2 separate regions of the Mus musculus genome follow, and region 1 is linked to region 2. The links are chromatin loops, found by intact Hi-C in ENCODE. Cell type or tissue: left cerebral cortex. All regions are shown on one strand. Links, peaks and the distances in the headings refer to the core of each region. The heading gives the core; the rest is flanking DNA.

The links. Hi-C counts contacts between places; a loop is a spot of excess contacts. Peaks named below come from ENCODE experiments on the same cell type or tissue, not always from the same donor. Only the 100,000 strongest peaks of a DNase experiment are listed, where the experiment ranks them.
Region 1: it touches region 2 in a loop (2.2-fold over the local background); 7 of 42 quality-filtered maps call a loop at or near these places.

Annotation. Positions count from the first base shown.
Region 1 is chr5:143,710,330-143,713,243 of GRCm38, reverse strand. Usp42 (ubiquitin specific peptidase 42) reads left to right here. Exons shown (of 18, transcript NM_029749.2): 17 at 1,256-1,294; 18 at 1,902-2,914. The coding sequence ends at 1,263. Among named protein-coding and RNA genes, the nearest start is that of Usp42, 20 kb to the left of the region's middle. In left cerebral cortex, for the core only: a CTCF peak has its summit at 1,739 (motif pointing right); DNase peaks (open chromatin) are centred at 1,027 and 1,743.
Region 2 is chr5:143,622,497-143,625,410 of GRCm38, reverse strand. It overlaps Cyth3 (cytohesin 3), which reads right to left. Exons shown (of 13, transcript NM_011182.4): 1 at 2,738-2,914. The coding sequence starts at 2,771. Among named protein-coding and RNA genes, the nearest start is that of Cyth3, 1.5 kb to the right of the region's middle. In left cerebral cortex, for the core only: a CTCF peak has its summit at 1,317; DNase peaks (open chromatin) are centred at 1,338 and 2,426; H3K4me3 peaks cover 1,699 bases; H3K27ac peaks cover 2,190 bases.

The DNA.
Region 1 (2,914 bases), core at 270-2,769, 88 kb before region 2:
TGTGAGCAGAGGTGTGCTTTAATCTCTGGCTGGGAGTGTCTAGCTCTGTGGAAGGCCTAAGTTGCAGAGAGCTAGCTAGGCTCAGCACAACCTGTGTACTCAGATCCCTGGAACTTGGAGCGTCTGTGAGTGTCACACAGTAGAACTTGGGCTATTAAAGCATTCTGTGCCCATATATGTTTTTATGTGCACATCTTTGTGTGTGTTGTACTAACTTCTGAACCCCTAAATGCACTAGTGTACCCCAGCTCCTAAGTCATAAATCAATAGTGTGATTGATCTCTAGAGGTGTAGCTGCAGTGTGGGGCTCTGGTATCCTTCAGGCTGCTGGTTTCTGGGGTGGTTCTTGCTGATCTCTAAGTGAGTAGGTCTGTATACAGCAGCCCCTGTGCCTTGACTTTCCTATGTAGTCCAGGCTAGCCTGCACTCAGAGTTTTATGTTAGCATCCTGAGTGCTGGGATTACAGTCCAGTGCCAGTGTGCTTGGCTGCTTTCTCTCCGTGAACATTCATTCTCTCTGGACAGGAGCATTGGGCTTGTAGAAACTGCATAGGCTGTGAACATCGGTGGGGCTAGTGCAAAGGCTGGCAACCTGCAGCCAGTCTAGCCTGGAGTTAGGAATGGCTCTCAACAGTTCAAAGTGCAGAAGACTGGCATGTGTTCACAGCGAGCACCGAGGTGGGAGGGTCAGGGTCAGTGCACTGTGGAAGCCCAGGTGCTATGTGTTAGCTCTGGTGCCACTCAGTAGCAGTGGACATAGCCTGTCCACTGAGACGTTTCTCATCACCTGGCCCTTGATATAAAAAGCTTGACAATTCTGCCTCGGACACCCAAAGATCATGGTCACAAATAAAGGACATGTGTGTCACTACAGAGATGTGGGCATCTTGGTGACCCCGAGTGGAACCTTCTGCTCCTTGGCAGTCCATTCATACACTGCAGCTGGATCTGCAGCTAGACACCGCTGCTCTGGGTCTGACACCAGCCCTTCCTCCAGCTCTTTGTATGACTCAGCTCATTGCTTCAGCCTGAAAGGATGGTCACCCACCCGAGAATGTGCAGCTCTGTGCTGGGGCTGAGACCTGGTCCCTCTTGTGTGGCTCTTGACGGTCCTGTGCCGGTGCTTTGTGGCACTGCCAGCTCATGCTGCTATCCGAGTGATTTTTCAGCAGCTGATAATGAGCTGTAGGAACTGATTATCGTTAAGTCTGCAGAACACACGCATAATAAAGATGTTCCTTACTTTGCCTTCTAGGTGACTAAACAGCCTTGGCCTTACAACAACAAAATTACGGTAAGCAATTGTCCCCGTTTTGGTCATTTGTGGAAGTGCTGAGTGGATATAGGTGGGTTTTCTGGTGAAAACCAGGGGTGGTGAAGGGGAGGGTCCTGGCGTGTCTGTGCCTCTAGGACTCAGTCACTAGCTAGCATCCAGATGTGGAAATTGTGCTAAGAAATGGAGTTAAGTATCTGAGAGCAGAGAGAGGCCAAACAAGGGTCAGGGTATATCTGGTTCCTAATGCTGGTGTTGTGTTGTGTGGCCCTGAGACACAGGAACTCAGAGCCCGAACTCTGTGATGGAGGGCAGGTCTAGTCAGCAAAGGCTTTAAAATGAGCTGCTGCTCTCGCCTCAGCTAATTCGCAGGCTTCCTCCGTGTCATGGAGACAAAGCCTCTGGGCCTCTCTCCTCCTCTGCCCAGTGAACGTGGTGTCTGAGGGCTGAGTGATTTGCAGCTTGGGGCCCAGCAGGTGGCGCTGCCCTGGCATTCCAGGGTTCTCTACTGCAGTTCAGGAAGGTAGAGAGGCAATTTCAGGAACTTTCAAAAGCCTTGGGAACACATCCAGAGAGTGTGAGACCAACCTCTGTTCGTCTAATGCCTGCTGCACCTCTTATCTTTCAGATTCAACATTTTGAACAGAAGCCATCCCCAACCCAGCTTAAATTATAAACATAGAGAATAACTTTGTCCGAACTGCGTGGTGCTTCTTTAGTACATACTGTACAGAGTTTACCATGGACAACTGTTTCTTTTTTCTTTTTTTTCTTTTCTTTTTTCAGTTTTTACCTTTTCTTAATTGCCCTTATTCCAAACGGATACTTTCTACACTGCTGAACATTGTAAATTACCGTGTACATAAAATCACACTGACAATAATGCCCTGGAATAGACCATCTCAAATGCTGCTTAACCACAGACTCAGGTTGACTACTTGTATCTCATGTAATGTTCCTCCACGCTAGACACCTGGTGCACGGCCAGCTGGGAACCATGGACTTCAAAAGGACAAGCGACAGTGCGTCTATTTAAATTAAAGACTTATTTAAAGACCCAAGCTCTCAGCGAGACCTTCGAGGGCTTCCTCTGCAATGTCTGATATAGAAACTAATTTGTTCACATTTTAGTTGTATTCAAGATTTGAAGATGTATTTTATAGACAAGTTCTGTTTTTGAACTTTGTGGAACTATTCCAATCAATTTACCAGTTATGATGAGTATTTGCATTATGAATGTATAATCCAGACATTATTTGTAAAGCCTACAGTATGTTTTTTTTACCTAACACTTTTTATACTGTGTCTCGTCTCGACAATATGATATTGAAGTCTGAGTCGTCAGCTTGATCCCTTCAAGTTTCTAGTTACAGACAAAAATCATACTGTGATTTTATTTTTAATATGGATATGCTATAAAACTGTGACACTTATAATTCACTGGTCCTGCATCAGGAGACGGGAGTGGGGAGAAGACTGTATTTAATACAGTGTGTATCTGAATACTCTGTATGGTTTATACAGTTTGTGTTGTTCAGAGATGTCTAAAGTTGATCTTTGTTTTTTTAAGATTAAAAAAGCACTTGCCCCACTGTATATATACGGCATGTAAGATTTATATAGTATATAAATGGCAGCAAA
Region 2 (2,914 bases), core at 104-2,603:
TTTTAATCTTCTAAGAAAGCTGAAACAGGGGTCCCAGATGTAGATTAAAGGCTCTCCTATACTCTAATGATATGCCAAATAATGCTATGCTTTGTAACTGCCTGCAACTGCAACAGTTTTATCAAAGGGCCAACAAAAACAAAACAGAACAAAACAAAATCTTTTCTCTAAGCAAAGCAGCTGTTTTGAAAATGGAAATGGGATAACTACAAGAACTCTATGTGAACTTCAAATCTCCACAGATAAAGGGTCACACAGAGGCCACCAAGTTCACACAGTAAGTATACAGTAACTCACATGTTTAAGTTGTGAGAGATTTTCACTGGGTTCGAAGCTCTAAGACTGCCAAAAGCATCCCTAAGTATCTTTCCATAATGTGAGGAGGAAAGATTTTTTTTGATAAGCTAAATCAATAAAAATTAAAAAGCTGTTTCCTATCATATAGCACACTGTCTGGCATTTCAGTAGAAAAAAAAAAATCAATAAATCTCTTCATTGTCAAATGTTCCAGGAAGGTGAATTAAATCACCCTGTATGTTTAGAATATCCACATCTTTCATAAGCTGAGGGTTTTTTTTTTCAAATTTGAAAGCATGTGTTATTATTCAAGAAAAATCCATAATGATAGCAGTCTTTACACTGTTTAGACCAGAATGTACAAAATAACTGCTTATTCTTGGTTACTTTTTAAGATTGTGTGTGTGCACAAGCTTGTTGCTGCTTGCCTAAGGAGGTCAGAAGACAACTGTGGGCGTCAGTTCCCATGTGGCTCCCCAAGAGTCAACTCCAGCTGTCCGCATTACTTGTAATGTCTCCCTGAAGTAATCTTACCTGACAGCCGTTACTGTTTCTCATTTTTAAACTTTTTACCATGGAATACAGTATCATTGAATATAACATCTTTTTTAATTTTAACATCCTCTGGTATATTGATATACCCAGAGATATTGATAGTCCAGAGATAGCTTTAAGCCTTTTTGACACTTTAATATTGACCTTTACTATACTTCTAAATTCTATGAACTGCTGAAACACACTGGTTTCTAAGTTTTCCCCACTGTATCTGCTTTTACCTTCAGCTCAGCCACGTGTTGACTCAACAGACTGTGTAGCACCTGCAGAGCAATCGCCAGCTCAGCTAGCTTCCTAGATCCCAATGTCAAATTGCCACTGTCTTTTTTTCTAAACGACAATGTCAGACTGTGCTATAGGCGAAAGGCAAGGCATCCTCAGGGACCCAGTGCCTCCAGACCGGCAGCCGGTATGTAGGAGGGTTTGCAACTGGGTTCTTTCTTTTCATAAACAAAACACCCACTCGATGCCACTGTGCTACCCCTGGCTTTTACTATGAGAACTGAACTTGGCAAATGCCACGAGGAGTGCCAACTTCCTACAGCCCAGCCACTTCGTCTCTTTCACAGGGAAGAAAAAAAAAAATCTGAGAAGCTCTGGAATTCTAGAAGGCACCTTGATTAACCACTTCACGAGGAAGTCTTCAATACTGCTGATTCTTACAGGCAGCTGCTCCAGCAGCCTGTAATTAAGACTTCTTTTTCCCCCTAAACACTCCCTTATTACATGGGATTCTGATCATTCTGTCAGCAAAAAAGGAAGATCGTTCCTCAAAGTCCAGACAGCTTCAACTTGGGGTGTTTGGGTAAAAAATGACGGGTACATTATTAACCCTTTGCTTACTTCAAGTAAAGTCCCACTCCACAAACGGTGACTCTTGATGTTTTGGGAAACCAAATTCATGAAATGACACAACAGGAATCTGTACTCCGTTGAGTAATTTGCAACCGGCTCATTTGCAGCAGGGTGGAACTCAAAGTCAGGCACATACATACAGCCTGAGCAACACGGAGAACTGATAGCCCACCTCTGGAAGGGTGTCTGTCACAGGCACCTGTCCAGGAGTCTAACAGTCTCGCTGCTGTGGCTCCCGCATCCCACCCTCGGCTTTAAAGGAATCCCACCTGACCCCTTTAATTTCTTAATTATATTTTCCATTTGGTGGTGTTGGGGATCAAACTCAGCGTCCTGGGCATGCTAGACAATGATTCTATCATTTGTGCTATTTGGCCCCCTTTTTATTTTTACACCCGACCCCTTCTCTGTAGCATTTTTTCTTTTCTATTTGATAAAAAAATGCATACTCAGACCTGGACTGGAGCTGCCTGCCCCTCATGTCCTTTAAGCCATTCCCAATGAGTACTTCTGATCTAAAAATCAGAGACGTGGTCATGACTTCCAACCTTCCTCCTCTCCCCCGACCGATCCACCCCACCCTCCGGGCCCTCCGAGTCCTCCAAATTGAAAACTTTCCCCTCCCCATCCAGGAGCTCCCAAGCTCCAGACACCTGAGGAGAGCTGAAAAGGAGAGGGGCCCGTCCGAAACAGCTGGGCTAGGGAGGGCGTGGACGCCCTTGGCAATGAGACGCTGGGAAGGTCGCCCCGCAGAGTGGCCCCATCTCAGAAAGGCGACCTGGAGCTGTGCTGCGGAGACCCCGGCCTCGAACCCGCGACCCGCGACCGCGCTGGGCGACGACCCCGCGGTCTCCGACATGTCCTCTCACCAGGGCAGCGAAGCCCGAGTCCCCGCCTTACCCCGCGCACCTCCCCACGGTCGCCGCCACCCCACCCGACACCCGGCCCCACGTCTCAAGCCTGGGCTCTCAACAGCGCGACCCTCGGCCTCAGGGCCGCCCAGAGAGCCGGCCACACCTCCATCACTCACCGCTGCCGCCCTCACCGCCACCGCCTTCGTCCATTTTGAGGCCACTCCCCGCCAGCCGGCGAGCCCGGAGCCGGCGGGAGCGACTGGGCTGAACGCCGGGACTAAGAGAAGTGGTCGCGGGGAGAACCGGAGAGCTCCTCAGCGAGCGCGGCCCGGGTCGCGGCCGGGCCTCCACGG